Regions from separate parts of the Homo sapiens genome. Here all the other regions are linked to region 6. A link is a loop called in an ENCODE intact Hi-C map of the cell type or tissue named here. Cell type or tissue: endothelial cell of umbilical vein. All regions are shown on one strand. Region 1 overlaps DDAH1 (dimethylarginine dimethylaminohydrolase 1). Region 2 holds the start of DDAH1 (dimethylarginine dimethylaminohydrolase 1). Region 3 overlaps DDAH1 (dimethylarginine dimethylaminohydrolase 1). Region 4 overlaps DDAH1 (dimethylarginine dimethylaminohydrolase 1). Region 5 overlaps DDAH1 (dimethylarginine dimethylaminohydrolase 1). Region 6 holds the start of LOC124904208 (a long non-coding RNA gene).

Evidence for each region. Peaks named below come from ENCODE experiments on the same cell type or tissue, not always from the same donor. Only the 100,000 strongest peaks of a DNase experiment are listed, where the experiment ranks them.
Region 1: it touches region 6 in a loop (10-fold over the local background); 22 of 110 quality-filtered maps call a loop at or near these places.
Region 2: a loop joins it to region 6, with 9 times the contacts of the local background. A loop is called at or near these places in 25 of 110 quality-filtered maps.
Region 3: it touches region 6 in a loop (9-fold over the local background); 2 of 110 quality-filtered maps call a loop at or near these places.
Region 4: it touches region 6 in a loop (5-fold over the local background); 17 of 110 quality-filtered maps call a loop at or near these places.
Region 5: a loop joins it to region 6, with 13 times the contacts of the local background. A loop is called at or near these places in 10 of 110 quality-filtered maps.

What each region holds. Positions count from the first base shown.
Region 1 is chr1:85,327,193-85,332,192 of GRCh38, reverse strand. The region is part of intron 4 of DDAH1 (dimethylarginine dimethylaminohydrolase 1); the gene reads left to right. Among named protein-coding and RNA genes, the nearest start is that of BCL10, 53 kb to the right of the region's middle. RefSeq lists enhancers at 2,875-3,453, 3,929-4,098. In endothelial cell of umbilical vein, no CTCF peak of the experiment used is centred here; DNase peaks (open chromatin) are centred at 1,092, 1,742 and 3,012; H3K27ac peaks cover 4,938 bases.
Region 2 is chr1:85,461,896-85,466,895 of GRCh38, reverse strand. DDAH1 (dimethylarginine dimethylaminohydrolase 1) reads left to right here and starts at 1,737. Exons shown (of 6, transcript NM_012137.4): 1 at 1,737-2,153. The coding sequence starts at 1,851. RefSeq lists silencers at 1,479-1,888, 2,129-2,328. In endothelial cell of umbilical vein, no CTCF peak of the experiment used is centred here; DNase peaks (open chromatin) are centred at 1,675, 2,195 and 3,635; H3K4me3 peaks cover 3,284 bases; H3K27ac peaks cover 3,493 bases.
Region 3 is chr1:85,446,617-85,451,616 of GRCh38, reverse strand. All of the region lies in intron 1 of DDAH1 (dimethylarginine dimethylaminohydrolase 1), which reads left to right. Among named protein-coding and RNA genes, the nearest start is that of DDAH1, 16 kb to the left of the region's middle. In endothelial cell of umbilical vein, no CTCF peak of the experiment used is centred here; a DNase peak (open chromatin) is centred at 3,046; H3K27ac peaks cover 2,874 bases.
Region 4 is chr1:85,415,402-85,420,401 of GRCh38, reverse strand. All of the region lies in intron 1 of DDAH1 (dimethylarginine dimethylaminohydrolase 1), which reads left to right. Among named protein-coding and RNA genes, the nearest start is that of DDAH1, 47 kb to the left of the region's middle. In endothelial cell of umbilical vein, no CTCF peak of the experiment used is centred here; DNase peaks (open chromatin) are centred at 2,391 and 3,041; H3K27ac peaks cover 2,223 bases.
Region 5 is chr1:85,342,202-85,347,201 of GRCh38, reverse strand. The region is part of intron 4 of DDAH1 (dimethylarginine dimethylaminohydrolase 1); the gene reads left to right. Among named protein-coding and RNA genes, the nearest start is that of BCL10, 68 kb to the right of the region's middle. In endothelial cell of umbilical vein, a CTCF peak has its summit at 2,790 (motif pointing left); DNase peaks (open chromatin) are centred at 3,331 and 4,871; H3K27ac peaks cover 4,268 bases.
Region 6 is chr1:85,574,432-85,579,431 of GRCh38, reverse strand. LOC124904208 (a long non-coding RNA gene) reads left to right here and starts at 2,386. Exons shown (of 2, transcript XR_007066201.1): 1 at 2,386-2,406; 2 at 3,528-5,000. It also overlaps a transcript of DDAH1 not described here. RefSeq lists an enhancer at 1,503-1,562 and silencers at 2,043-2,322, 2,433-2,632. In endothelial cell of umbilical vein, a CTCF peak has its summit at 2,310 (motif pointing left); DNase peaks (open chromatin) are centred at 791, 1,371, 2,351 and 2,771; H3K4me3 peaks cover 2,428 bases; H3K27ac peaks cover 3,372 bases.

The DNA of each region.
Region 1 (5,000 bases), 250 kb after region 6:
ACAATGCAGTCTGGTGGGAAATGGGCTTTCTAACTGGCTCTCTATCTGTCCAGAACTAAGTGGGTACATGGGACCCGAGTGGGCTCCATCTCTGGAGCAATGCTGCCACACGGACCCCGGGAATACCAGTTTCAGGGTCCTTGGGGTTTGAGAGACTCTTATGACTAGGATTTCAGCAGTCAACATGGGAACATGTACCACTGGGAATCTCTCACTTACCCTTTCCTCTCACTAGGGACCCTCTCTGGGCTCCCAGCTGATTCCAGCCAGGCTGTCTACCTTGCCTCCCTCTCCTTCAGTATCTCAGGTGTTTTCTGTCACTTCTCTGCTGAATTCCAGCATTCTCTCTTAGATGTCTATTCAAAGTATGATTATCTACTTGCTATTTTGGCTCTTCTTTGCTGGGGAAACAGGTGTCCAGTACCTCTAGTCAGTCATCTTAAAGCCCCTCTCAGGCAGTGTTCATTTTGAACTAGTCTGTGGAAAGACTATAAAACATGAAAATATGCTATCAGTTTTAGAATGTTATCCATAGCTATATTGGCTCAGCCTTAAAAAGACCTCCAGGGCTTGATGCTGGTATGTTGTCAGGCTCTCAATACACTCTTGATGGATGGATAAATAAATAAATGATTTTAGATATGCAGTAGCAATGAAGAGTGTACTTGGGCATCATATATTGTATCAATAGACCATAGTCAGTTGTTTTTAATACTGGTTTAGCTTTGATATGTTAAGATGGGTACATTATGTTATATATATATATATACATATATGAATATAAAGATCAATTATGAGTGACCCAAAAATGTGCTTTGAATATTCCCTAAACATCTCTAACTACCTTTTATATACCTTTGCTTCAGAGTTTGACCAATAAGTTCTAAATTGTTCCATGAAACAACATAGCCCAGGATTTTTTAAAACATAATTACCATTATACAAAGAAAGCATGAGTAAGAAGCAAGAGAATGGAGTGGGCTTTCAGTCGTTTGGATGAGAAAATTCCCAGAAATGTTGGGAACTGCCGGAAATGCCTGGTTGTTAATGCAACTTGCCATGCAGATTCTCTTGGGCTGAAAGCCAGACAGTTCCCACTCTATTTTGTGACAGCTCCACCCTGGGGAACAAGGCCAATTCCTCCAACCAGCAGCTGCATAACAGACCATGACAGTGTGGCCACAATGATTCTCAGAGCTATTTCCTCCCTACAGCTGCGTGCCTTCTTCGTTAAGGAGTTGCCTATGATAAAAGTGAGGTTGACTGTCTTTTTACTGCTAGCATACTCTTCATGTGCTTGTCCTGCCTTAAATGATAGCTTTTCATCTCCTGAAGGCATCTCTTTCCCTTTCCCACCTCACACTGCCATTGTGCTGAGCCCGAAGGGGGCGTACCATAAAAGATTGTTGAACAGAGCTGACCACCAATTGATCTAATCCCCATAATAATCACTCAAATTAGTTTCCATAAAGTGGAATCATTCCTTTGGCAAAATTCAGAAAGGGCATTCGGAACAGCAACTTGACTTCTCAGATCTTTCCCCCAAATCCTGTAGAACTCATTTGTATCATTCAGAGTTGAGTCTGGGGCCTCTCAGGATATCAAGTAATCTGCTCTTAGGGAAAGGAATTTGTGGTGACGTGTGGAGGGTTTAGGTGTGTCTCCTTTCCATTCTGGCTTGAGACACAGTGAGAAGCAGGAAGTACAGTCCCTGGGGTTGGAAAAACACTACATACAGCACTGGAGCAGTACCACCTCCTCCATGCTTTTTTAGGAAAAAATGTTGGAACAGAACTAAACGGCCCAACAGCTGCATTCTCGGGATATTTGAAATGGTGCTCATCTTTTAACAAAGCCTCTGTGCATCCACAAAGGGGAAACAGAACCTGTTCCTTGGCCTCACTGTTGCTCAGTCCTCAGGAGCCTGAGCTCTTTGAGGTGATACCCTACCAGACAGGATGTGTTAACACATCCTCACAGTGCCCATTAGGGTGTAAAAAGGGAAAGATGTTCAAGAGCAACACAGCCTTCCTGCATCTTTCTCTGCATGTTCCCTGCTGAATGGCCAGCACCCTGTCTTGTGTACATACATGTGTCTCCTAAACCCAGCTACAAATAAATGGTAAGCTTATTCAGACAATAACAACATACAAGAGAAAGGAAAATAATTACTCCAACAGGAAAGGAGAAATCTGTTCTTTGCCTCGAAAGACAAAATCTCTTTGTGTTTATAATAAGCACCTTTAGCATTTTCAAGGGGGAAAAGCATATTTCTTGTTTGTTATCTACAGTTACCACTTCATACATCCCTTTTATTTAGAAAGGCTACACCTGACATAACTTTTGTAATTTTTTTCAGTTAAGCAGAACTACTCACTGCTCCAAATGGGGCCTGTTCATTATTAAAAGTCATTTCTTTGGGCATATTCTTAAATCTGTCTTAAAATGATAACCGTGGAGTCTTGATAAATTAATTGAAAAGCTTCTCCTAAGGTAGCTTTGTTGGGGTTTTGTTAAGACATTTATTTTAAGAGTAACTCTCAGTAGAATTTATCAATGAATTACTTCATATATTCTCAGCATTAAATTATTTCCCCACTAAAGATATTATAATTCCTTTCCTCCCAGTAATGAAAAATTGAAACTGTCCTCAAATAATTCTAAAGTAGGTACTGGCCTTTATGTTAGTAAGTATAGGAATGTCCCCACCAGAAGCTTTAAATGATAAAAAATAAGGCTCAGAAAAGGAAGAAGCATTAAAGAATGAAGAGTGATTACAATTTCAAATACATGCCAGTAACTGAAGAACAATTCAAATAGGAACCAAGTAGGGGAGAGGATTGTTCACTCAAGGAGGTGAGGTTGGGGGATAGGGCAGAGCATGGAAACAGCTGAAGTCAACTGGACAGGCCCTGTCACTTCAGTGACACGTGGTACTTTCTGAGATGGGCACAACCTTGGAGATTTTAGTTTGTTTCCTCACTGGTAAACAAGAAGTCAGCACTGATAACAATCCCTGAGAACACTTCCTCTGGAATGTATGACATTCCATGCTTTTGCTTTGTAGTCACCTCCGGACATGCATGAGTCACACTGAGAGGTGGGGAATTTGCCCAGACCGCTAGATCCAGTGAATAAAGTCAGGCCTAAGAGATGTAGTCTTGCCATGTTTCTTTCTCTTTCAATTCATCTGGTACTAAGAGACATGGGTGATTTATTTATCTGTGGGTAAAGAGTACAATGAAGCTTCTGCAGATCACAAATTAAAATGGAAAGCCAACTGGCAGTTATCTGGTGATTATGAGTGGTGGGAGCACTTAGCCTGAATGTGTGGGCCAAAATATGCCACACACAGTTTTCCCAATTGCTTAGAAAAGTAAGTCAATGTGAGTAATAGATTTTCTAGATTTTGTTTTGTTTGTGTCTAGGTTGACCAGGTAGCAGTGGTTGTGTATACATGTTCTAAGGATCTCTCTGAGGTCCTCAAACCACTGGGGTCCTACTTAGTAAACCTCTGGCTCAGAGAACTGCCTCCCCAGTTGTCTGGAAGAAATTCTGAACTTCTTGGGTAAACTAGGTCCAATTCATGTGACAGGATGACCGTCCAGTTCTGACTGCAAACATGAGCAGACTGGCCATCTTGGTCCACCCTCAACAGCACATAATAAACAGAGATTTAGACATAGTGGAATCCCATTCCCTGCACCTGGAAAAAAGCACGTTTGTGAGACTGACCAAAAGCTATTGTCTAGAAGTTTCACAAATCCTAACTGCCACCTTGCATATCGAGGCAGCCCCACTCTACTATGAAGAAGTCAATCTGCCCATTGGGTTTATGGACTATTTTACTAAATTGGGGTCACAACCTGACAGAGGCTTATGTGTTCGGTTTGATATACACAAAAGTTTTTCTTTTCTTTCTTTCTGTGAATGCCCTTAGGTGCCACATACTCTGCAGGTAATTCCAGATCCAACCCCCTGTTGTCTTACTTTGTCATCCAGAGTCATTTGAGTTAGGACCACAGAGTATAGTGCCCTTCTGTATGGCTTTGAAAAACAGACAAACCTTGGCCTTGTTGATTTTAGCCATGTTTTTTCACATTAAAAATAATGAGTTGTATTTCTGTTTCTGGACATAGACCATACCTTGTTTCTCTGAGGGAATTCAATTGTTTACCCATGTGATTGACCACACAGTTCATCACAGTGCCCTCCTGAGGTTCTCTGTAGCGTTTAAAAAGGTGAAAGGAATGAAGAAATGAACCAGTTAGTGCAAACATATTTTGGTCACCTGCTATATGTCAAGTGACTTGCAAGAAACAAAGAGGGAAGTGAACCGACTTTTATTACACATTTAATATCTGCTAGAAGCTTGTGCTAAGCATTTTATGTACATTATCTGTTTTGGGGTTTTTTTTAAATAATCTTCAGAGTTACCCTGTGGAGGATAGGTATAGCATTCCCATCCCATTTTACTGCTGAGGGAATTGAGGCTCACAGGGCATATGTGACTTTCCCAAAGTCACACAATTAGTGTGTGGCTGAGCAAGGCTTCAGACCCAGACCTTTCTGACTCTGAAGCCCATGCTCTGTCCACCTCATTATGCCTGGACCTGCATTCAAGGAGGTAGCAGTCTGGTTGAAGAGAGCAAAACTGCACAAAAACTCATAGTAAAATTTGTCCTTATTCCAAAAACTTTGGGAACTTTGTAGCAATTATCTCTCTAGGGGATCTAGGTAGAAGGGATGCTAAGCCTGCAACACTACTAGATTACATGTTAACGTAGGCCTTAGAAAGAAGGAAGCTGAAGAAGTAATTGTGAGAATATGGTAGGTCTAGTCTTTTATGGTTTTTAAGACTAAGGATTAGACTCCAAGACAGATTATCTGTGGCTCAGGCTGGAGTGCAGTGGCACTATCTCGGCTGGTGGCAACCTCTATGATCTTCCCACCTCAGCCTCCTGAGGAGGTGACTACAGGTGTGTGCCACCACACCCAGC
Region 2 (5,000 bases), 110 kb after region 6:
ATTGCACTCCAGCCTGGGAAACAAGAGCGAAACTCCATCTCAAAAAAAAAAAAAAAAAAAAAAGAATAAATAATGAACTAATTTAAAAATAAATAAATTTTATATTTAACCAGGGCAAGCTTAAGGTAAAAGATCAACTTTCACCTGTAACTTTGATGGAAATCCTCCATCTGAGGACACCATTAAGTGATTTCTGACGCTAAACTGGGGCTAATGGGGCTGCCTGGATCCCCTAAGAATTTTGCTTTAGAAGTACTACCTAGTCGGTCTTAAAGGTTTGTTATTTTACTTTTGGTCCCACTTCCCAATGTCAGTGTCAGAGCTGTCCTTGAGACTCCTCAAATTTGGGCAGGGCGTGGTAGCTCATGCCTGTAATCCCAGCACTTTGGGAGGTGGAGGCGGGTGGATCACCTGAGGTCAGGAGTTCGAGACCAGCCTAGCCAACATGGTGAAACCCTGTCTCTGCTAAAAATACAAATTAGCCGCGAGTGGTGGCGTGCACCTGTAGTCCCAGCTACTCAGGAGGCTGAGGCAGGAGAATTGCTTGAACTGGGGAGGCAGCAGTTGAAGTAAGCCGAGATCGTGCCACTGCACTCCAGCCTGGGCAACAAGAGTGAAACTCCGTCAAAACAAAACAACAACAAAAAACAAAAAAAACTCCTCAAATGTGAAGCTGAGAATTTTGAAGCTCATTTATAAATTCACACCACCCTTGTGGGAGGGGAGAGAAGGCAGATCACATCTCTGGGCTCAGTTGGGGCAACCATTCTAGGATGCTCAGAGAGACCTGCTCCTAGAAATCCAGAGTTTCCTAAAAGCTGGGATCAGAGTTCTGGCAAGAAGGCTGTAGCCTGGGCCTTGGCCCTAGACCACCAAAAAAGTGAATACAGGCTTAGGCAGTGTTCATAGAGGCCCAGCATCTGGAACAAGGGTGCTGCTGTAGTCTGTGCTGGTCAGACCACACAGGAAGAATTGTTTATTTTCCGGATACTATGATTTTAAAAGGATACAAGCAAATTGGTGTGTATCAAAAGGAAGCTGACCAGAATGTTGAAGGGACTTGGAAACCAAATCACTAGTTACTTTTCAGTGGTTTGGGCTCCAGGACTGGAGGGGGTTTAGGGTGGGGGGTAGAGGATGGTGTTAGGCAGCATAGATAATTAGAACTGTTTTCAGATATGCAAATGCTGTTTTGTGAAAACACACACACACGCGAACACACACAAAACAAGAAAAACTTGTACTTTAGGTAAGGCCAGAAAACAGAACTGGGACCCGTGGGATTTAAGCTCAACATGAAGAATCTGTAAACCATTATAGCTCTTCAAAAGTGGGCTAGACTTTGTAAGCACGCAAGGTTTAAACTGTTCAGGTAAAGACCAGGAAGCCCTCCAGCTGCTCTGTCCAGACCGAGGCCGGCTCTCCAAGTCCGCGCTGGGGACGATGGGAGGTGTGCACCTGCGACAGAACACAGGTACCGCCAGGTCCGGGTAGCGGTGGCTTTTCGCCGAGGTCCCCCGCCTCCGCATACTTCTTGCCCTCGCTGCTTCCCCGGCCGCCTCTCCTGGCCCCACTCCTCGCCCGGCGCTCGCCGCTACAACTCCCGCCTGGGCTGGCGCGAGACCCGCGAGCGCCGGAGTGGGCGCGCGGGATGCGCGCGGGCCGGCGCCCGGAGCTCTGGGCATGCTCAGTCGCGCGGGCAGGGCTCCGGGCGCGAGCTGGGCTCCTTCTGCACCACATTCAGCGGCTGCCAAGAGGAGCCGACGGGCGCTCGCAGGCTCAGCGCGCGCTGCCCGCGGCAGGACCCGGCCGCCTCCGCCGCCGCCGCCGCCCCTAAGCCTCCCGAAGCCATGGCCGGGCTCGGCCACCCCGCCGCCTTCGGCCGGGCCACCCACGCCGTGGTGCGGGCGCTACCCGAGTCGCTCGGCCAGCACGCGCTGAGAAGCGCCAAGGGCGAGGAGGTGGACGTCGCCCGCGCGGAACGGCAGCACCAGCTCTACGTGGGCGTGCTGGGCAGCAAGCTGGGGCTGCAGGTGGTGGAGCTGCCGGCCGACGAGAGCCTTCCGGACTGCGTCTTCGTGGAGGACGTGGCCGTGGTGTGCGAGGAGACGGCCCTCATCACCCGACCCGGGGCGCCGAGCCGGAGGAAGGAGGTAACTGCCGACTCGAGGGGCGCGGCCGGGGCGCGCGCCAGGCCCTCCCCCGCCGCCGGCCGCCGTGTTGCCTGGGGAGTCGCGCCATTGGCCCTCGGGCTAGTAGTTCACAACTTCCCGTCGGGGGGCGAGTGTGTGTGTGTGTGTGTGTGTCAGAGAGTCAGAGAGAAGTTCATTGTTCACACCTCCCGGCTGCCGGCAGCCTTCTGGAGGATCCGATTCAATGTGGTTGTACGGTCTCGGGCAGGTGGGTGGGCGGGGGATTCCGTCTCACGGGCATTTTTATTTGTGAAAATTAAACGGCAGCGACGACAGTGCAACTCTGAGTGTTTCCCAGGGAGCGAGGGCCGCGAGGGGTGCCGCTCCGGTAGGGCGGGTGGAGGCTGGGCGTCCCTCCAGGGGGCAGCGCCAGTCGTGACACCGAAGCCCCCAAGTCCTGCCTGGCGCTCGGAGCAGGACAAGCTGGATGAATTAACGGGGTGTCGGTGCCCACAGACCTGGGGCTTCTCAAGTTAGTTTTCAGTGGTGGCGAGTGAGTCCCAAAGAACGGGACTAGTAAGTGAATGAATGGAAGGAAAAGTGTTTTGTTGGTGAGCTGTGCTAAATGTGTGCATGAATGGGCTAGGTTTGAAAAGCTGTACTCTGTGCGGTGTTGGGTGTGTGTGCTAGCGAGCGTGTTTAATTAGAGATGGTTGTTTCACAAATTCCATAATTTTTATTCTCTATATTTTTAAACTCACAGCAATTAAGAGAGTTTTTCTGTTCTCAAGGGTTGTAACTACTTTGAAATACTGCAGCTTGTGAAATGGCTGATTGCTTTAAGTGCAATGTAGGTTAGTGGGGAGAGACAAATAGAGTGAGATTGGATTTTAAAATGCCATCTGGCCTGGGATTCTTCTCATTGCCAGTTAAGAGCCCAGGCTCAAGACTCCGTTGCTATTGGCATCCAGTGGCATTGCAAGAAGCTAGTGGTTTCTTTCATTTCTGGAGATTTAAGAATTTTTTTTCTATTTTGTCTGTATTCACTTCACATTGGAAATGCCTCATAGAGCTTATGATAAAATATGCTTATTCCTCACCTGCTCCACTACTTGGTTGATGGAATGCCACATGGTCTGAGAAAATAAGCATATTCTACTAATTTCTCATCGAGATAATCAGCTTTTATTTCACCCTCCATTAACAGAAAACCAAAAGAGTAACAGATCTCTGCTAGCCCTTTGATGTCTTTGCCACACCTCTCCATCTTTGAGTCTGTGAGATGTCCCACTCTTTTAAACTGATAAGGAATGTAATCCCATTTGAATACTTTCTAATGCGTTCTAGGCCAAATGGCAGAGCTATGGTTTGAACTTAAAAGAGCAAAATCGATTTCAAAACCCTTTCAAAATGGCACTCTTTTGATGAGAGTAGTCCAATTTCTTCTCAAGAGACTGTCACCATATTTATTCACCCATTTCATTTTATTCCTATAATAAAAGCTTCCAAGCTTTGGCCTCCCTGATACCTAAGTGAGCAGTGATCTTTTTCCCCTGCCTAGATTTTGAAGCATACATTTTAAATTGGTTTAATTCTGATATCAGCCTGGTGGCCCACTGCCAGAAGTCACATGGTGTAGTGGATAAAAACATTAGACTGAATCTCAGCTCTACCACTTTCTAATTCTGTGACCTTTAGGGAGTGTCTCTTGCCTCAGTTTTCGCATCTATACAGTGGACATAATAATACCTGTTTCACAAAGTTGTTGTAATAGATGTATTAATCTACCTGAAATTCACAGGACAGGACATTTGATGAATGTTGACTATTATTATTCACTTAACTATGGATCAGGGAAGATTTACTCCGTTAATAAGAAGTCAGCTATACACTGATGTAGTTAGTGACATCTCTCTACTATGTGATACTGCCTCTGGGTTTGGGTCTCCTGCTGGTGCCTGCCTTTGCATTGCACATGATCTGGGTCACCAGGGTAACAGGCCTCCCAGGCAGGGAGAGGAATATGGGCAGTCAGTGTTGGATGGGATGCTTCTGGAGGGCAGAGTCATGTAGGGCAATGCTTGTAGAAATCTCTCACGGCACCAGCTCACCGCCTTGGTAGGTGTTAATGCTTGTTGAGTGAGTGGATGAATGAATGAATGATGAATGAAATGCTAATACAAGAAGATAGTTACTTCAAGACCCTCTATGGATTGCTGTATATTTTTTTCATGTGATGTCTGCATTCCCAACTGTGAAAATCCACAGTAGCCAAGGAATTATTTTAAAATTATTGTCACTGATCTCTGCCTCTAGTCTTGTCAATTTTCCATTCCATTCCCACACTGTAGCCAAGCTGGTCTTTTAAAAACTCAGATCTGATCCTGTCCCTTCTCTGACTAAAATTCTCAAGGGGCCCCCACTGAGCTTAGATAAACCCATTGAGCTGGGCTGTGCTTGCCTTTCCAGCTTCAGCTTCACCTCTGATCCCACCCCAAGCATCCCCTGATCCATGGATCGAGCGAGGTTCTTTCACTGAAGCTCACCAGACTATTGCTTTTATTTTGTCCGGGTACTCTTCCTCTTTCCTCTCTTCCCTTTTATCTGTCTTAAGTTCTCAGCTTACTGTTATCACTATTATTAGCTAATATTTATTGGGTACTTGCCACTTGCCATACACCATACCAGATTTATGATGTGCATTTCATTAATACTCACATCAACTCTTTGAACTCAATACTATCATAATTCCTATTTTAAAGTTGGTGAAACTGAGGCCTGGAGAGATTAAATAAATTGGCCAGGGTTATAGAGTGTAACCTGTAAAACCAGGATTTGAACTCGGGTTTAGAGAACTCCAAAGCTCTA
Region 3 (5,000 bases), 130 kb after region 6:
CTTTTGAGAGGGGGCGTTCTCTTCCTTTCCATGTGCCCTGAGGACTGGCAGGGGACAGCTATAAATTCAAATTGTGGTTCCAGTGCTTATTAGCTGTGTGGCCTTGAGCAAGTACAGCATCACTTTCATCATCTGTAGTGTTGAGGTGGTTTTGACTACCCTATAGCATTGTTATGGTGAATAAATGCAATAATACAGGTAAGGTACTGAGCAGTACCATGCACAGAGTAGCTCTTCCATCAGTGATCAGTCCCTCTTCTTTCTGCCTTTATATGCTTTTTGTCTTTCTAAAGGGCTGCTATTCAAGCCCCTAAGGATTGAGGCTGTGCCCTTCTCCTGCTATCTTCTCTTCCTGGAAACTGGAGACCTCCATCCATTGGGCTGTGGCCAGACCACCTGTGGCCTGCCCAGACTGAGATTCTGTCCAGCAGTTGGCATTCATTGCTCTTGTATTTTGGACCCCTATGCTGACTCCACCTGAAACATGCCAGGAGGATGGTAAGACCATTAGAGATATGCACTTGATCCTCAGCTGGCAGCCGGGCCAGTCACCCAGCGCCTGTGCCACTCTACAGGCAGGTCTCTTGTGGGCACTGGCCTCTCTCCAGCTCATGGTTTTAGGAGTAGGTCATCAGACTCAACTGAGTCAAAAGGTACTACCCTTTTTATAATTTCTCTTCATCCTCTGATCTTCTAAGTGAATGAATACTTAGAGATATTTCTGCCATTAAGCTTATCATCTGATCTTGAACTAGTCATATATTAGCATTTGAATTCACATTTTAAGTATCTTTACACATTCGATATATTTTCCATTTTAAGTACTTAAAAAATTCCTCTTACATTGCAGGTGAAATTCCACCTGGAATTGAGTCTCAGTTCCACTTCTCAGTTACATCATCTCAGGCAACTCAAAAGTTTCAGTTTCCTGTAAAATACCTTTATGCCTTCTTCCCAAGGATGCATGAAGATCAAAGTTTTTTGAATGCTGTGATGCTTTATACAACAGTGATTACAGTGGCAATGTTATGATGAGTGAAGGATTGTACGTATGGTAATAGTAACATTATTATTTATGGACTGGCGATAACTAGCCTATTCTTGATGATATATCGGATTGACTAGATTTGACCAATATCCTTTGCACAATAACTGTGACACCAAGCTGTGACAACCTTAGAGAGAGGTCCTGATAGAAAGAGACTACTCTTAGAAAGCTTCGGTCACCTGTAAAGACCCAGACCTACCACTTATTAGCAAGGTGAACTTGGCCAAAAAAACTTTTGATACAGGTTTGTCACCTGTAAGAAAGGGTGACACTACTTTTATTTATTCAACAGGCAATTGTTGTTTAGTGCCTACTACATGCAAAACATAAAGTAAACAAATATGATGCCTGCCCTCATGGAGCCTGTAGTTTAATTGGAGAGATAAGCATGAAATAAATAATCGCAAATATATGTGTAATTAAAAATACCAGTAAGTGTCCTAAAGAAAAAACGCAACTTGTCTCATAAAGTTGTAAAATGTCAATAAGAGACCTTACTTGCAAAAGACCTGAGTATCAGCTTTTAGATGAGACCGGTGTTACCTGTGTTGCAGAGGAATTAGTGGATTACCCATGCTGTTGCTCCTGTTTGTATACCTCTGATTTTATTCTTAGGAATATTCCCTCTCTCTGCTGGAAGGGACAAGAATCCTGCCCCTGTACTCCAGCACCATGGGCACCTGCTTCTGGCCAGCTCTGACTTCTTGACCCTGTAGTCTACCTCTCTCTCCAGTACAAACACACCTCTTCTCCACCTCCCAACTTCATCTGCCACCTGTTCCTGCTGCCATGCTTTCCAGAGATCCAGCCCCACCTGCTTGGACTTTCACCCACCACACATGCATCTCCGTTGTGCTTCATGTAGTTTTCAGGTTCAGAGACCCCTTCCAGTGTTATACACCTTCTCCCAGCTAATCCTTCACCCGCAATAAACAACAGCAGTATCGTTTATCCTGTATTTACTGGGTGCCAGCACTTTAAATCCATCATTCTCTCTAGCTGTCTTGGCCCCCTTCCAAGCCCTGGAAGCCATCTGGCTATTAGAAGAAATAAAGTGTCCCTTGTTCAATAGGTCTGTTGGTCAGCCTCATCATTCTGCTGATGGCCCTACCCCACCATGACTCTTATTCATTTCATATGCTCAGGTAGTGCCTTGGTTCCATTAACTGGGTTTACATCTTGACCCCTTTTGTTGGTTTCCTACCTAGATTCCCTGCAAAAGACCCCAAGGCTGACCTCTAGTCCTCATATGAGAGAATCTCTCAAACATACTGCTATGTCCTCTTGGTGCCATGTTCTGCCAACCTTCTCATATGTCTGCATTGGGCCAGACACCAACCTGCCTTATGCTGGCCTGTGCCCTCAGCCTAGCCCCTTCTGTGGGGGCCCCTGATGCCAGCTGCCATTCTGAGTCTTCTTTGTTTTGCCCAGAGTCGGAACCATCCCTGGTCACTGGCCTTGTGCTATTGGGCCATTTTACTGACGGGACTCAGAACCAATGTGTGCTTTTATATTTTAAAGTATTTACTAGATTTAGCCTCTTAGGAAGTTTGAGGTACGATAACTTGACTGAGGCACACCCTTAACTTTGTCTCTTTCCCCTTCTCCTGTAGTAACTAGCTATATAGCTTATCAATTAAATGCTACTTTTCTGTCTCAGTTTAACAAACTTGTTCTTGGAATGCTCACTAAACTGAATCTAGTCCAATTTTGTAAAATTTGTAAAATTCTTTGCTGGCAGAAAAGAAATTTCACTGTGTTTAATTAAACAGATTAAAATGTGATTTTCTCAATTGTCAAAACTGTTTTTGATAGATTTCCTGTGTTTCGTGGGGTTTTTTTATAAAAGAAAAATTATTCACATTATTGTAATTCCATATTATGTAGAACAGGAACAAAGGAAGTGATGCAGATCCTTTGGCAGAAAGGTCATTTGAGTCACTGGAGTGTCCTGAACCATAGGGGAATTAGAGCTCCTATTGATGGGATGCAGAGCACATTTCTTCAGATTAAGACACCGCTCATTTATGTGGATGTTTTTCATCTGAATATTTGTGCCAAAGGAGAGCAACAGAGGGATACTCACTTGTAAACAAAGGGGGGTGGTACAAGGAGGAAATGAATACTTCATAGAACTCTAAAATAAACCAACCAGATTTTCAGAACCTCTCACTCTTAATAATTCCTGCCATTCCTTATCTCTTAGAGCAGAGATGATTGAGAGAATTAAAGAGTAGGCTTAGTAATGGTGAAAACACAAATTCTGATTGGTAATCCAGGATAACAACTTCAAAGTAATAGACCTTGGTGTTCTAACATAGGGGTGTCCGATCTTTCGGCTTCCCTGGGCCACATTGGAAGAAGAAGAATTGTCTTGGGCCACACATAAAATACTCTAACACAATAGCTGATGAGCTTAAAAAAATCACAAAAAAATCTCCTAATGTTTTAAGAAACTTTACAAATTTGTGTTGGGCCGCATTCAAAGCCGTCCTAGGCCACATGTGGCCCATGGGCCATGGGTTGGACAAGTTTGTTCTAACAAGAAAGGATGATGAAGATGCTGGCTCCTGACTACAATGGGTGGATATTTACTGCTGAACACACAGCACTGTATAGGGTCTCCAAGGCCTCCATGTCATCCTTGGGTTAATTAAAATAAGGGATGAATTTAGGGATGCAGCCGGCTCCTCTTTCTGATGATTCAGCGTGAAGGAAGAGGGTAGTTTTGCAGAGAAGAAATCCTTCCAGTGTTTCTGTCAAGGATTAGCCTGTTGATGAGGAAATTCAGACATCAAAGGTCAGTGTAGCTTTTGGTTAACATTTTGCATAATTCAGACTGACTAAACTTACAATTCCTGGTAACTCCATTTGAATCTTTGGCAAGCCTTGGAAGTAAACGGGAGCTACCTCCAGGCTCAGACTAGCAATCATATTACTAGGTCAATGATTTTACATTCTAGTCAGATTCCTTTAGGTTGCAAATAACTGAAACATATTCCTGCAAGAAGGAGGAGGAAGATTGTAAGGATAGACTCAAATAGAAACCACAGAATCATTAGGGACATGAAGTCTCTCTTTCTACTCATGCCATCTCTTCTCACTGTCCACTTGCTTCATTCAATTCTCTGGTTTATCTTAAGCTTCCTTGTGGCCCACTCGAGTTTACTTCATATTCCTGTAACTTAGCTGCTGTGGCTTTCTGACTCAGATTTCCAGTTTCTCAACTTAAAATGTTTAAATGGAGAGCCTCATGGGCCCATGCTAATTTTTTGATGCAGGCAACCAAGTGATATATAGCTGGCCAGCCTATAAATAGACTGAATTCAGTTCAGGTGCCCAGCTCTGGTTCAACCAGATGTAGCTTCAGAGGCCAAGATCAGAGTGGGTTTGCTTAGAGCAGCAGGCATATTTTTGCATATAAATAGGCAGGCAGTGATTGGTGTCTCCTGTGTAGCTGACCTCCTCATGCTAATAAATGAATCCAAACACTGACCTGTCATGAAAGAAAGAGTGCCTTGTGTGGGGAAGCCACATTCTGATCTTTTATTCCATTGAGTTTTAAAATTCAATGATGACCACCTTTCTTTCTTCCTGTTGAAAGGTGGCCTGTCCTATATCCTTTCAGTGAGACACACGTCTCTCCTATCCTAGGTGAAATTTAAGTATAATGTAAAATGCTGTTGCTGCAGGAATAGTGTACATCAGGAAGAAAAGGGGCAAATAGGAAGAGAGAAGGAGAAGAAGAAAGGAGGAGGAACTAACTGGAAATGAAATCCTCAGTTTCTACCCAGAAACTTGATACATCTCCATGACACTAAGCCATATGCTAGAGGATTGGGGGAGGGGTGGCAGGAGAATTGAGGGAGAGGGAGAGGAAGGGAGGTGGGATTGAAACAAGGGGGCAAATAACAGGAAGGAAAGGATTTTGGATATTAGGCCTCAAAAGGTA
Region 4 (5,000 bases), 160 kb after region 6:
ATAAATGACTTAAAGCTGGAACTTATATTTAAAAGGGAAGCAGAGAGTAAGAGTTTGGAAAATTTGCAACCTGGCCATGTGGCTGCTGAGCAACCACTTGCTAGAGAAATTTGCATAACTAAAAATAAGGCAAGTGCTGGTAGCCAAGACAGTGGGGAAAAGTCCTCAAAGGCATTTCAGAGACCTTCATGGCAGCCCCTCCCATCACAGGCCCTGAGGCCTAGGAGGCTTCCCTCCTAGGTTTCCTGGGACAGACCCAGGGAGTGTGCTGCCCTGCACAGCCTCGGGACACTGCTCCCTGCATCCCAGTCGAACCCCATCTAGCCATAGCTCAGAGGAGCCCAGGTCGAACCGCAGCTCAGACCACAGCTCCAGAGGGTTGATAGTTTGCAACCTTGATAAAATGTGATGAAAATGGCACTTTACCCCTGTGATTCTCTCCAAAAAATGATAAGCCCAGACTAATTGTTATTTTTAAAAAATCAAGGAAATGCAACTTGAGGGACATTCTACAAAAATAAAATAAAATAAAATCAGCTCTCCTGAAAACTCTCAAGGTCTTAAAAAATAAGTCTGAAAAATTGTTATAGCCAAGAGAAGCCTAGGGAGGCATGAGGATTCAAATGCAATGTTGGATCCTAGATGGGATCCCAATATAGGAAAAGGACATTAGGTGAACCAATATATGGTAACAAATGCATCATACTAACGTAAGAAGGCAATAATAGGGGAATGCATTTGCAGGTCCATATAGGAACTTTTTGTACTAGTTTCACAATTTTTCTTTAAATCTAAAACTGTCCCAAAGAGAAAGTTTATTTTTAAAATATGTTACCCAGACTTTTTTTTTTTTTTTTTTTTAAGATGGAGTTTCACTCTTGTCGTCCAGGCTGGAATGCAATGGTGTGATCTTGGCTAACTGCAACCTCTGTCTCCCGGTTTCAAGTGATTCTCCTGTCTCAGCCTCCCGAATAGCTGGGGTTACAGGCACATGCCACCATGCCTGGCTAATTTTTTGTGTTTTTAGTAGAGACAGGGCTTCATCATATTGGTCAGGGTGGTCTCGAACTCCTGACCTCAGGTGATCTGCCCACCTCGGCCTCCCAAAGTGCTGCGATTACAGATGTGAGCCACACTTCTGGCCACATTACCCAAACTTTCTTATTGCTACTGTTTGAAGGAGCACTTCATCGCACAATTCCAGGAGACACCATTCATATAATGGTATCTCCTGGAGTTGTTCAAGGCTTTAACACTTTTACAATTTTAATGGCTTTTTCCTAGGAAAAGCAATCACATCTGTCATGCATCAACTTGTTTTTCCTGTAAAACTTAGCATACGTTGATTACAGATCCTACTTAACTGATTTGTCCAGCTAGGAAAAGTTGGGCAGAACCAGTCTTTTATAGGCAAAGGCATGGAAGGCTCTTTCCCTCTTGTAATGCAGACATCAACCCAACTACGATATGAGCAGAGGGCATAGAGGGAGCCAAGTTGGAGAGATATGACTGGCTTCTCCTGTCCTGACCTATAATCTGTACTCCACTCCTTTATCCACCACTAACATTGATTATGGGATAGGACCCATAGCATGGCAAGATAGTGTTCCTGTTGCACCAGGAACCAATTCAAATGGATGGGAAAGCAGGGATATGGGTACTGTGTTAAAAGGAGAAGTGACAGCATTCCTGAACACTGAAAAGGACATTTCCAACATCCGAAGAGATGCTACATTTTCCAGCTTGCTAGAGAGAAAGGCTGAAAGATAAAAACTTTTGTTGACTTCCTCTGCAAACGAGCATTTAACTGAAAAGTGTAAATGAAATTTTAAATACCAATGAAATGTGATGCCTTCTCCTGGTATTTGGTCCATAAATTATGTTGCACCAGAGTTTAGATCATAGTTCGCCCATTTCAGACCAAATTCATGGTCTTTTACCTTCTGTTCCTATAAATTATAAACCCCAGATGTGTCAAATTGTATAATAAACACATAAAAAGAAATTTGTTTTTTAAGGAATTTCATAAATTTCTTGTTTTACCGAGTTTTATTGGTCTCATTTTAGTGGGACAAAAAACAAATTAACCTTTCATGTTTTCACTTGTTACATTGTAGAGAGACCCTGAATTGTTGGGACGAAAAAGGGAAATGCTTTTCTTGGACCAATTTTTTGATTGGTCCACTTGCTGAGATAAGCCTCCTGCTGAATCAAATGTATGTTTTTGTGTTTGGTCTTGGATCTTATCTGCCTGCAGCAGCAGCAAGCTTAATAGCAAATGAGGTTCAAAAAGATGAAGCAGCTATTTCAGCCTCTTATCCTAATGTTTTCAAAGAGCTCTGTAGATTTGGTCATTATGCCCATCCTAATCAAACTGTCTGAAAGCTTATCTTCTGCCACCATTTCCTACAGACTTTCCGCAAAGCAACTATGATTTGTAATCGTTAGTAGAATGGTATGTGGTATGTAAATATATGTAATAATTATATTTCTAAAACAGTCTTTGTGACCATCTTTTAAAGGATCTCAGCTTGACAATGAATTGCCTATTTTTAGTTTTCAAATCAGGGTATTTTTCAATTATCTTGCAGTTGATTTTCTAAATTCACTCTTCAATTCATGAGAGAAATGGCTTTTATAGGGCAAATACATACTATTTGGGCATTAGAGAGGACAGAGATTATTTTATTCTTTTTGTATTGAATAATTTTGCAGGAAGCTGCTGCTGATTACAAGGAGAGTTATATGTATTAAGATTGATAAAGAGAAATATTTTTAAGGCTTTTAGATTTCCCTATAAGGAGATAGGATTTACATTCCAACTTTGATTTTCTTCAAAGGGATCCTGTTTGCTTAAATTCTCAGAAAATATGATTGGACTTCTCAGTCAACTGAGCTGTAAGAGTGGTGAAGAACCTGCCCTCAGGAAGGGACCTGTCAACATTTAGAGGGTGTGGGGGTGGTGATATTGGGGATGGAGACTGGCATGATGGAAGGGATGAGGCCTAGAACACAAGCATATCGAACCCACTTGCCTCTCTGTGAATGGGGCTCTTGCACACAGCCAGGCCTGACTTCCCTCCCCGCTGTTCCCACTCACCCAGCACAGTAGACTGATCCAGCCCTGCCAGGAGGTGGCTGTCCTTCACCAGCGCCAACTCCTGGCTGCACGCTGTGCTTCACAGAGCCTTCCAGCCCAGCCAGCTTGGCTGTCGGGGTCTCAGATTTCAACTCAAGGTGCCAGCAGAGTCCCTTCACTAAAATCATATTTTTTCACCTGATAATTTGATCATTTTACAGTTGGTGGGTTTCATCCACAAAAAATGGTTTTCTAAAAAGTAAAATCTAGTGTTGTCTTCATGATGTTATATGTAGGACCACTACCCGGTAAAAGCCACTGAGAGAACCTTGGTTAGAAAAAACACTAGTTCATCCAGGTGCAGTAGTGGCTCATGCTTGTAATCCCACCTATTTGGGAGGCCAATGCAGACAGATTGCTTGAGCCTGGGAGTTCGAGACCAGCCTGGGCAACATGGCGAAACCCCGTCTCTACAAAAAAAACAAAAATTAGCTGGATGTAGTGATGTGCACCTGTGGTCACAGCTACTCAGAAGACTGAGATGAGAGGATTGCTTGAGCCCACGAGGCAAAGGTTACAGTGAGCCATGATCATGCAGCTACACTCCAGCCTGGGCAACAGAGCAAGACCCTGTTTCAAAAAAAGAAAAAAAGAAAAGAAGGCACCAGTTCAGTTGTCTGATCCACTCCAGGTCTGACCACACTATTCTAAATTCTTTCTTTTCCAGAAACTAGAGACAACTGTTTTTAAAATAACTATCTTTGGGAATATTATGAACTTTATGAACATTTCCCTGCAGATAATCAAACTAGTCAAATACTGTTTGTAGGCTGGGCATGGTGGCTCATGCCTGTAATCCCAACACTTTGGGAGGCCAAGGTGGCTGGATCACCTGAGGTCAGAAGTTTGATACCAGCCTGGCCAACATGTTGAAACCCTGTCTCTACTAAAAATACAAAATTTAGCCGGTGTCATGGTGGATGCCTGTAGTCCCAGCTACTCAGGAGGCTGAGGCAGGAGAATCGCTTGAACCCGGGAGTGAGACTCCGTCTCAAAAAAAAACCCAAAAAAACAAAAACCAAATACTATATATAGAAGGAAACCAAAATCACAGTCACACAAAGACTGTGATAAGACTTTGTTAGAGTGAAAGATTCAAAAAATTTATATTCTTTTTTCATACCTCGAAGTAAATTATATGCAAATATGTCCTAACATAAGCAAACTCAAAACTAAAAGTATGAGCATCAGTATTAATAAATTAAGGGGTTATTTTATTTGCTTTTCTTTCTTTAATATTATTTGCTTTTCTAAAGCTTTCATGATATAATTTATATAAGTAGATAATTCCTATGGTAGGATTCAGGAAGAATTTGATTCATTTTAAAATGTAGCTGACATATAATTTTTTAATTATTGAAAAGTATACATTCAGAACAGTGTTTTAAAACAACTGAAAAGTTTAAAGAAAATAAAATGAATACCTGTATACTTATTACACAGATTTAAAAAATCAAAATTTAGAAGGCATCTGTGAACCTCTCCTCAATCACAATCCTCCCCACAGAGGTAACTACTCGTCTGAGTTTTATGTCAACCTATTCCCTTGTTTTTCTTCATTATTTCATTACTTGTCTATTTCCCCCCAAATAATATAGTGTTTCATTTTTTTCTGTTTTTGAACTTTGCATAAATAGAATCATACTTTTTATGTTTTTGTGTGACTTATTTTACTTAACATTACTGTATGATGTATTTCAATGTATGAATATATTCAGTTTTTTCTGCTGATTTATATTTGGATTGTTTCTTGCTATTAATACTATGAGCAACCCTGCAATTAATAAACTGAAATGTATCTCCTAGGTTACACGTGCTAGAAATTCTCTCAGATTTCTAGAAGTAGAGCTGGCTTGTAAAG
Region 5 (5,000 bases), 230 kb after region 6:
TGTCTTCCACAATGGTTGAACTAGTTGACAGTCCCACCAACAGTGTAAAAGTGTTCCTATTTCTCCACATCCTCTCCAGCACCTGTTGTTTCCTGACTTTTTAATGATTGCCATTCTAACTGGTGTGAGATGGTATCTCATTGTGGTTTTGATTTGCATTTCTCTGATGGCCAGTGATGATGAGCATTTTTTCATGTGTCTGTTGGCTGCATAAATGTCTTCTTTTGAGAAGTGTCTGTTCATATCCTTTGCCCACTTTTTGATGGGGTTGTTTGTTTTTTTCTTGTAAGTTTGTTTGAGTTCTTTGTAGATTCTGGATATTAACCCTTTGTCAGATGAGTAGATTGCAAAAATTTTCTCCCATTCTGTAGGTTGCCTGTTCACTCCGATGATAGTTTCTTTTGCTGTGCAGAAGCTCCTTCATTTAATTAGATCTAATGGGGCAATTATTAATTGCTAACTAACATAGAAATATAAATACTCCATGTTATTATAGACAGGCAGGAAGACAGATGAATAGAGACAAATATATCACTTATAAGTGATAAAAGTGGTATTGGCTTTGTTTTTCCCATTTTACAGTTCAAAATACTGAGACCTGATGAAATAATCATTTTGAGTGGGATCTTACAGTTCCAGAAACAAGTTTCCTGGGCCCTGATTCCCCTGGCCCCAGTTGCCCAACCTACTCCATACTGAATCTTCTTTTTTAATTAGAAAACCTTTTCTAATTATTTTGCCATAGATTGGTTCTAGCCGAGCTTGTCTGCTCCTTCCGTGTCTTTCCACCTATCTCCTGACTTTCCATTTTTTACTGGTATCCAGGATCTGAGCAGTCTCAGGATAGGTGTGAGTTTGGTACCAGATATTTATTTTTTCCCTTGTAAACCTTGATGTCTCAGTTCTTTCCTCTGTAGAGAAGTCCCTGGTCACTTGGGCATCTCTTTAAAGGGCATATTACTTAAACAGAGGTGAATTGTGCCTTCCTGTGCTACACACCGAAAGCTTGATTACTTCTCACCTCTGTCACTGCTCTCTGAGTACTTGGTTCCTTCAGAATCTACTTCTTACATGTTTAGGTAAAGCTGAGAGCCCCAAGGGTTTCTGGGTAGTTTTATTGCATTTGAAATACTTTGTAATGGGTTGCAATCTACTCTTGGTTAATGAAGTGGATTCTTATGGAGATCATCATCTTGCCATTTGAGATTATAGTAGAGTTAATAGTGTGTGCATTGTATATTTAAATGAAATCATCCATCTAGGAAGAGTTTAGCAATTCTCAGCTAAAAAGCCCAGAACACATAAATTCATTCATCCACTCATTCATTGATTCATTTAAGATGGAGTCTCACTCTGTTGCCCAGGCTGGAGAGCAGTGGCTTGATCTTGGCTCACTGCAATCTCTGCCTCCCACTTTCAAGAGATTCTCCTGCCTCAGCCTCCTGAGTAACTGGGATTATAGGCACCCGCCACCACGCCCAGCTAATTTTTGAATTTTTAGTAGAGATGGGGTTTCACCGTGTTGGCCAGGCTGGTCTCGAACTCCTGACCTCAAGTGATCTGCCTGCCTCGGCCTCCCAAAGTGCTGGGATTACAGGCCTGGCCACCACAACACATTTAATACAGGGTACCAATCTAGGGAAAGAAGAAAGGAAGACATTATTACTGCATTTTACCATCCATATGGCAAAGGTACTAGAAGTTAGGTTGGTTTGAACAAATGCTAGATATTTAACAGCAAGTCTGATCCTAGAAATACTATTATTTAGGCCAAATTAGTTTTTAGAGCAACCTGCATTTCCTATAGTTTTTCTCCCAACTTTGCATCTCACCTTCATACCCCTCTACCTGTAAAAAAAAAAAAAAATAATGTAAGACAAATTAATTAGCACACAGGCATTAGACCTGTTTGTACTCTTCCAGAAGGAATGTTTGCCTTCTCTAAAAAGATGAGTACTCCAGTTACTCCAAAGTTTGAACAAAAGAAGCCAACCCCCCCAAAGAATAAATATTCTATTCTTTCATGCACATAGTTAAACAAGAGGCAAAGCTACTCTCTACTGTTACCTGTCAGAATAATAGTTATTTTAAGATGAAGGGAGGCAGTCATGGTCCAGAGGGCCACTTTGTGTGTTATACTTTATATATTACACTTTGTATACTTTAATTTTTTAAAGTTTAGGAAAAATATATATGTTACATTGTTGGAAGTAGGCTATGATTGACTTACAGAAATAATTCTCCAATAACTAAGTGTGCCTAACTCCTAACCCCCTGCTTTACCATTCTACATGATGACTGTCTTTTCCACAGACTACCCTGTTTTTAATTTTTTTAATTAAGGGGGAAAAAGACATAAGAAAGAGTAAATCTATACCACATCTCACCTTGTTCTTTTTCTAGATCCATCCCTGAAATTGCCTTCTTTTCCAAAAACCTGGATTAATTACATGCTATCGTCACAGGAGGACAGATAGTAATATCTGCCTCAGGAGGGACTCACAGTAATTCTCAGTAATGATTTTTAACTTGACCTCATTGGTAGCATTCACTCTTCCAGTCAATTGGAGAAAAAAAAATTTTCTTAAGGAAGGAAAGATGAAGGGAGGGAGGGAAGGGAGGGAAGGATGAAGGGAGGGAAGGGAGAGAGGGAGGGAGGTCAGGGGAGGTGGTACCTTTAGCTAAAACTTTCCTGAAACTATTCAGAGGAGGAAGCTGCTGACCCCACCTGGGAGGGACTGCAGCACTGACCGGCTACAGGACTGTGCCATCTGCTGGCCGGGCAGCAGGAGGAGCATCCTCACCTTCCTAACCCCGTGGGAGAGGAATTTTTTGTTGTTTTGTCTTGTTTTGTTTTTGTTTTCATTTTTTTCATATATTACATTTGTGTATATTTATGGGATACAGCTATAGTTTTCTTTGGTGGACTTTTTTAAAATTAGTAATTCTGTTCTTTTGTATCACAATAAATTATTACCTAAAAATACTTTTAATAAAAATACTACAAGGACGTGGTAAGAAAAGAATTATGAGATCACCACTCCATTTTTTGTGCCTTTGTCATGTAAATGGAGCTTAAATACAGTATGTGGTTTTTCAATAGACTTGTAATTTTAAATTAAAATGCTCACAATGCATCTCAATGGAAATGTCTTTTAGGTTTCTTATCTACTTCCTGAAATAACTAACTGAATTTCTAACATTCCTTGAATGAACACAAGAGCTGCTTTGTACCTCATTTAAATTGCATAGCACACAGCCTGTTTTTCTTTTGAATGACTAACTATATAATAGAGATCACTCAGACTGTATTTCCTCTTGTTTTGACTCAGCTGCAGCATTGCTTTTATGTCCAAAAATGTCCATGTTATTTTATAGATGGTCATATAAAAAATGAAGATGGAAAAACCCTTAATGTGTTTGGATTTTATATGCTTTTTATTGCCTGGAATTTCCTTTAATGACAACTAGCAAAACCCAAAAGACAGAATGAGAACTAACTAGCTCATATCAACAGGGTGATTGAAATGGAAAAAATAAAGACTTTGCATTTTTAGTTATTGTTGTCACAGGGAATTATAGTGTGTAGCCACAAGATTTTCCACTTTGAGTCTCTGCTATGAAAGGCATACTGACAATCCCATTGTAGGTTTAATTTTGTCTTACTATCTGGCTGTTGTATTCACCAGCTCCACAAAACAATGATTTTTTTAAATCTGCCATGCGTGTATTAAGAAATTAAAACACAAAACCAAATAGCTTCTGAATTTGTAACAACTGTTTATGCTCCTTTTCCTGGCAGCAGTTGCCTCATCTGACAATATTCCCAGAGCTGTATGCCAACAAGGCTAGGGTGGCCAAAATAAAATGTTTTGGCATAATAAGCCAATAAATAATTTGAAGCTATGACACCAAAACAGCCATGCTGAATTTTAGCATTAGTCCCAAGGCAGGAAGAAGTCAAAATTGGCCAAGTAGGAGAAAGGGAATAATGTGCTTTTTTTTCCTTTTGGGCTTTCAAGAAAATGTCAAAGGGAAAAAGGAATAAATTATATTTAAAAGTGCTGTTCATCCTGTCCAGTATATACTAGACCATCAAAAAGTATTAAACTGACTCTATAGGATATTGTAGGGGTAATCATCTGTTGGATGGTTGGCCACATAGCCTTATAAGGGGCCTTTCAACCCAAGACTCTAACTTCTGAAAGAAAAAGTCTATAAGTGACCTTAAATTAGTGGTTCCTAGTGAGAGTGGTTTAAAGGCATCTGAGTAGCTTTCTGAAAACATACTACCCTGGGTTTATCTCAGAAAATTCTGATATTCTGGGTCTGGAATGGAACCCAGGCATCTGCATTTTTTAAAAGCTCTGCAGGTGATTCTAATGCACAGGCCAAGGTTGAGAGCCACTGCTTTCAAGGATATCTGCAACTTCCAAAAGTGCCCAGCTTACAATCCCGAATAATGTGCACCTGAAGAAGCCAACGTTTTTGTCATACAGGTGCAAAATAACATATCCCGATTACATTAGCAGTAAAAGTAAAGAAAGTATTCAAATTAAAGCCATAGAAAACTAGAAACTTCTTAGGTTTTTCCTGCCCAGAATTAAACATTGTATAAACTTGAAATATAATACCTAACTGGGTAATAATTTGGATGCCATGATTTAATCCATTTGACATGCTAAAATTCCTCATTAAAATATTCCAAGTTACCAAAATCACTAATGTTATCATTTTCTGAGAACAGGAAGCTTGCATTTGACTCATATTCCCATACCTCCTCCTCCAACACACACACACACACACACACACACTCATAGAAAAACCTAACAACAGGACCTGATCTTACTGTGTGAAGATATATGCCAAAAAGGGGGAAAAAAGTTAAACTTCACACTATTACTGATATTAGAGAATACCTTACTTTTTAAAATAATAATCATATGTTGATTCTACTAAAGAAGCATAATTGCCTACAGGGCCAAAATGCCCATGAGGAC
Region 6 (5,000 bases):
CACACTCAGTAGAAGACCCCACCACAAGACAATTTACTTGAACATCACCAATACCATTAGTGTGATTGATAAACTTTCCCTGCAAGTTTCAAAAACTTTTTGCATAATTTTAATAAAAATTATCATGTAAGACTCATATGCTCTAGGATAACTACTTATCCTTTTTAATGTTTAAGGCTATTCAGACTTCATAATTTAGCAGTCTTGCTTGAAAAGGCCCTTAGTGCTAATGCTGACTTTCCTGATAAGCACAATGAGAATCTGTCAGGATGAAAACACACTCCAGTGAAGAGAATTCTTGCAGGAAGGAGTTCAGTTTCATTCATTCCAAAGTGCCCTTTCATAAATGGAAGCAGCATTTGCTAGAGGGAGTGGGATCTCTAAAGCTCTGTTAGAGGGTTAGGGGTGGGAGACTTTTCAAGACAATGGATTGTCAGGTGTTATGCAAATACAGTGAGGAAAGTGTGGGCCCAACACGTACACAGGTTAATACATCAATTATTATTTACAAAACACTGTTTTTCCTGCCTTATCATTTCATTATTGTTTCCTTCTTAATGAAGTGACGGGGGGCGGGAGGGGGGAGGAGGGGTGCAGGGACAGTACTGGTTGAACTAGAGAGAGAATGGAGAGGAGGGTTCCTGGCTTCTGTTGTGGCGTCTTTTCTATTTGACTTCATGGTTGTAAGTATTTCCAGATGGTGAATCAGACACCAGACGTAACAATATTTCCATATTTGGGTATAGCAGTAGCCTGCGTTTTTAACATTTTTCTGCCTCTGTTATCCAACCACAAAGCATTCTTGACAGCTTCAAATGTTGTTAAATATAGATTTAACTTCTCTTCCCAGAGCAGGAAATTCTTTGGAATTCCTTGTTTTTCACGCAATCTGTCCATCATGATTTAAAATAAAAGCACAGTGGATCATCCAACTGGCCGTATATACCTTAATTGGAGGTTGGGGATGGGGGACGGCAGAGATCCAGTCTGCCGCACTGCGTTCAAACACACGCCATTCCAGAGATTCCTTTAAAATCACATTAAAGTTTTTTTAACAAGGGTGTGTGGGTTTGTTTCTGGACTTCAACTGGGGAATCTTGAGGATGAGTTTGCCCCAGAAGAGAAATTTAGAGAACCTTACCGTCAGCTGCCCATTTAAAGCAGGGGGTGTGTTGTGGGATGGGGGTGGGAAGCTGGAGCAACAGGGCCAGGAGGTGTGGGAGCGGGAGACACTAGAGTAACCTATGTGCACAGCCTCTCCATATACCATGTGCTGTTGCGCCTGCTAGTAATCGACGACATTAGGCAAGAGAAACAGCGGCTCCTCAAGTCCTGCCCAAAGACCGTCCAGAAACCCCAGCCTCCCGTCGCCTTCTCGCCGCCTCCGCTGGGAGCCGCAGATCAGTCCAAGTTGACGGACAGGAGGCGAAATGTGCAAATGTTTATGGGTAAGTGTTGCTTCGGGTGCTAATTCTGTATGGCTCTTTTGCTAGTTTCTCCTTCACCCTCCCCATACGGGTGCCCCAGGAGGAAATAACGGACTGCCTTGTTTCCTTGGGCTGCCTTGGATTGCAATCCACGGAGAAGGGGCTACTTGTCTTCTGCAGCTCCTGGCTTCGGGCTGAGAGATGGGGACGTCTCTCAACCGCTGCTGCCAGGGAATTTTAGGTTACCTAATGAAGGGCTCACTGTCTGGCGGCAACCGAGAATAATAACGGTAAATCTGGCGACTCCAGTTTCCTAGCCCTAGGAAGGCTCTCAGACTAGCGTGCATCCGAGTCGCCTGGAGGGCTAGTTAATGAATGGTTCTCTGGGTTCCCACCCCAGAGTTTCTGATTAGTTACATTTCTAACAAGTCCCCAGGTGATGTTGATGCTGCTGGTCCGGAGATCACACCCTGAGCACCACTGCCCTGGACGACCGGAGTGCCTGTAGTAGGGGTGTGTGTGTGTGTCTTCATAGATCCTCGGCTGCACACCCAACCTCACAACTCCACTCTTCAAAGCCACCTTAATGAACAGAACTTAATGGTGTCTGCAAAAGACCGGCTTTAAGGTGGCGCCCCCGTACCATCCCATTTCTCTCCTCTACCATTTCCCCGCCCCCATCCCCTTGGCTTGACAGCCAGGAGAGCCCCAGGAAGCCAGGATCCTGGTGGCTGCGGCAGGAACTGGGTGGCCGACGCGCGGAGAGGGCGGTCGGCTCCGGGACCCCTGCGGAGGGAGCGGAGAGGGTCCGCACCGCGAGAGGGTGCGGGACGCGAGGCATCCGGACGCGCCTGCCCGGCTGCTACCGCCGCCCCCTGCCGGCCACCCCGCCCGCGCGCCCACAGTCACCGCGGTTGCCAAGAATCGAGGTTTCCGGCGGCGCGCGGCGCAGGACGTTTCCAGCCCCGGCCCATATTTGGTGAAAGTCTTTCAAGACTCCGTCATCTAGCTTCGGGGGGCGGTGGCGGTGGCGGTGGCGGCGGCGGCGGCTGTCCTGCGACCCGGCCTGGCAGGCTTGCGGCCGCCGCGTTCCTGAAAAGTGCGCCGCGGCGGCCCGCGCCCAGGCCTCCCTCCGCGCGGGACCCCGGAGCGTTGCGGGCGGCGGGGTAGACCCGGGCAGTTTGGCCCCAGTCCTCACCCCTCTGAGGGCCGAAGTCCGCCCTGCGCTGCGTGGGAGGCTGGCGCGGAGGGCGCCGCGGCCCAGTTGTGTCACTTTTCCCGTCCGCCCCCCTGTTGACTAGTCCTCCCAGCGGGGCAGCGAGTTGCCGTGCTGTGCCAGACGTAGAGGGTGCGTCCGGCGCAAGGGTGTGGGGCTGTGTGTGTATGTGTGTGTGTGGGCGGGGGGATGTTCGGAGGATGGCGTTTGCGTGGACACCAAGCGCACCCGAGAGCGGGACGTGTAGCCAGCTCTGGGGAAAAGCCCCGAAGGGCCTGGATTCCATTATCCCCAGAAGGGACACATGGTAAAGCTGGCTCTCGGTTTCTCCTGGCCTCCCACGACCCCTTCCCCTCTTCCTCCTCGAGAAGTTCCGCGTGTGGGGAGCCCTGGATAGGAAGTCCTGGCTCTGCCATCAGTAGGCTGTGGCCTTGGGGACGCTGCTCATCCTCTCGGGACCTTGCCTGCTTCTCAGTAAATTGGGAAAGGAGGCAGCAAGTAGTAAAGCCAGAGCAGCTCCTTTCAGGGCCAAATCTCATGTCATCCCCTCTAATAAATTAGTCAGAAATTAACACATTATATAGGGTTCACATAGGTTGGGCATCATTTTAAATGCCTTCTATATATTGATTTGTTTAATTCTCAGATGCCCCATTGAAGCAGGTCATCTTGGTAACACCATTTTCTTTTTTTTTTCTTTTTTTTTAAATTTTATTTATTTATTTTTATTATACTTTAAGTTTTAGGGTACATGTGCACAACGTGCAGGTTTGTTACATATGTATACATGTGCCATGTTAGTGTGCTGCACCCATTAACTCATCATTTAACATTAGGTATATCTCCTAATGCTATCCCTCCCCTCTCCCCTGACCCCACAACAGGCCCCAGTGTGTGATGTTCCCTTTCCTGAGTAACACCATTTTCTATCTAAATGAAGAAATGGAGGCATGGAAGGTAAGTGACTAGCCAAGGTCACTCACCTAGCCAGCAGCGAAACTGGATTTGGGCCCAGATCATAAGGTCTCACACTTAACTACTGTGCTATACTGCCTACTCTCTATCTCTTACCTCAGACATTCAGGCCCATCCTCTTCTCCTGGAAATTTACCTTTATTTAACTCTATCACAGCTTACCCAAATAGTCTAGGTGAAATGCATCAGATATAAAAAATAGTTGATAAATTACCTGAAGCTGTGCTAACCCCTGAGAATTGCGTAATGTACTGGCTCTTAGGAAGGAGGGAGAAAAGGAGTGTTGTATTTTAACAGAAAAGGTCTTAATGCAGATACATATATAGAGTGGTCTTTAAGCACCTTGGCAGGCTGGTGGGGAAGATGTTTAGGACCTCTGGGGTTCTTTTGACACCTCATAAGCCACATTGTTCAGGCAATCCCTACTTCTGGAATAAGGCTTGGCCTGGTAGGAGTTGAATTTGTCATTGAGATAAAGGTTTCAGCATCACTTACTTGATGGTTCATCAGTCTGGGTGTTCACTGTGGACCCAGTCTGTTTTTGTTGTTGGTTTTGTTTTGTTTTGTTTTGTTTTGTTTTTTTGTAACATGGTCTGGTTCTGTCACCCAGGCTAGAGTGCAGTGGCATGATCTAGGCTCACCATAGCCTTGACCTCCTGGGCTCAAGCCATCCACCCGCCTTAGCCTCCTGAGTAGCTGGGACTACAGGCTCATGCCACCACACCCAGCTAATTTTTGTAGAGATGGGGTCTCCCCATGTTGCTCAGGCTGGTTTTAAACTCCTGGGCTCAAGCGATCTGCCCATCTCGGCCTCCCCAAGTGCTGAGATTGCAGGTGTGAGCCACTGCACCAGGCTCCCCGTCTGTTTTTAACCCGTTTTCTCCCCAACTATGTTATAATTAATTACATATATATATATATAGAGAGAGAGAGAGAGATGGGTTTTCACCATGTTGGCCAGGCTGGTCTCGAATTTCTGGCCTCAAGTGATCCACCCGCCTCGGCCTCCCAAAGTGCTGGGATTACAGGCATGAGCCATAGCGCCTGGACTAATTACCCATATATTTGAGGACAATGTATTTACCCTTCCCTGAATCCCAGATTTATTCAGAGCTTGTGATGTGTCATGGCATAGTGCTAGGTACTGGTGACATGAGAAAGAGGATTTTAATATTGAACGTCCCCCGCAGGACTGTAAGGCATATTGCAGAAGTGGGTACATAAATGCTGTGTGGATACTTCACTGCCTGAGAGGAGTTAGGGGGAACGACTAATCTGGGGCTGAAAGGATGAACAGGAGTTTGATAGCAGGGCAGGACATTTGAGAGGAAGGGAACAAGGCCTTGACTGGGCATAACAATCAGTCTGATGCACTGGACCAT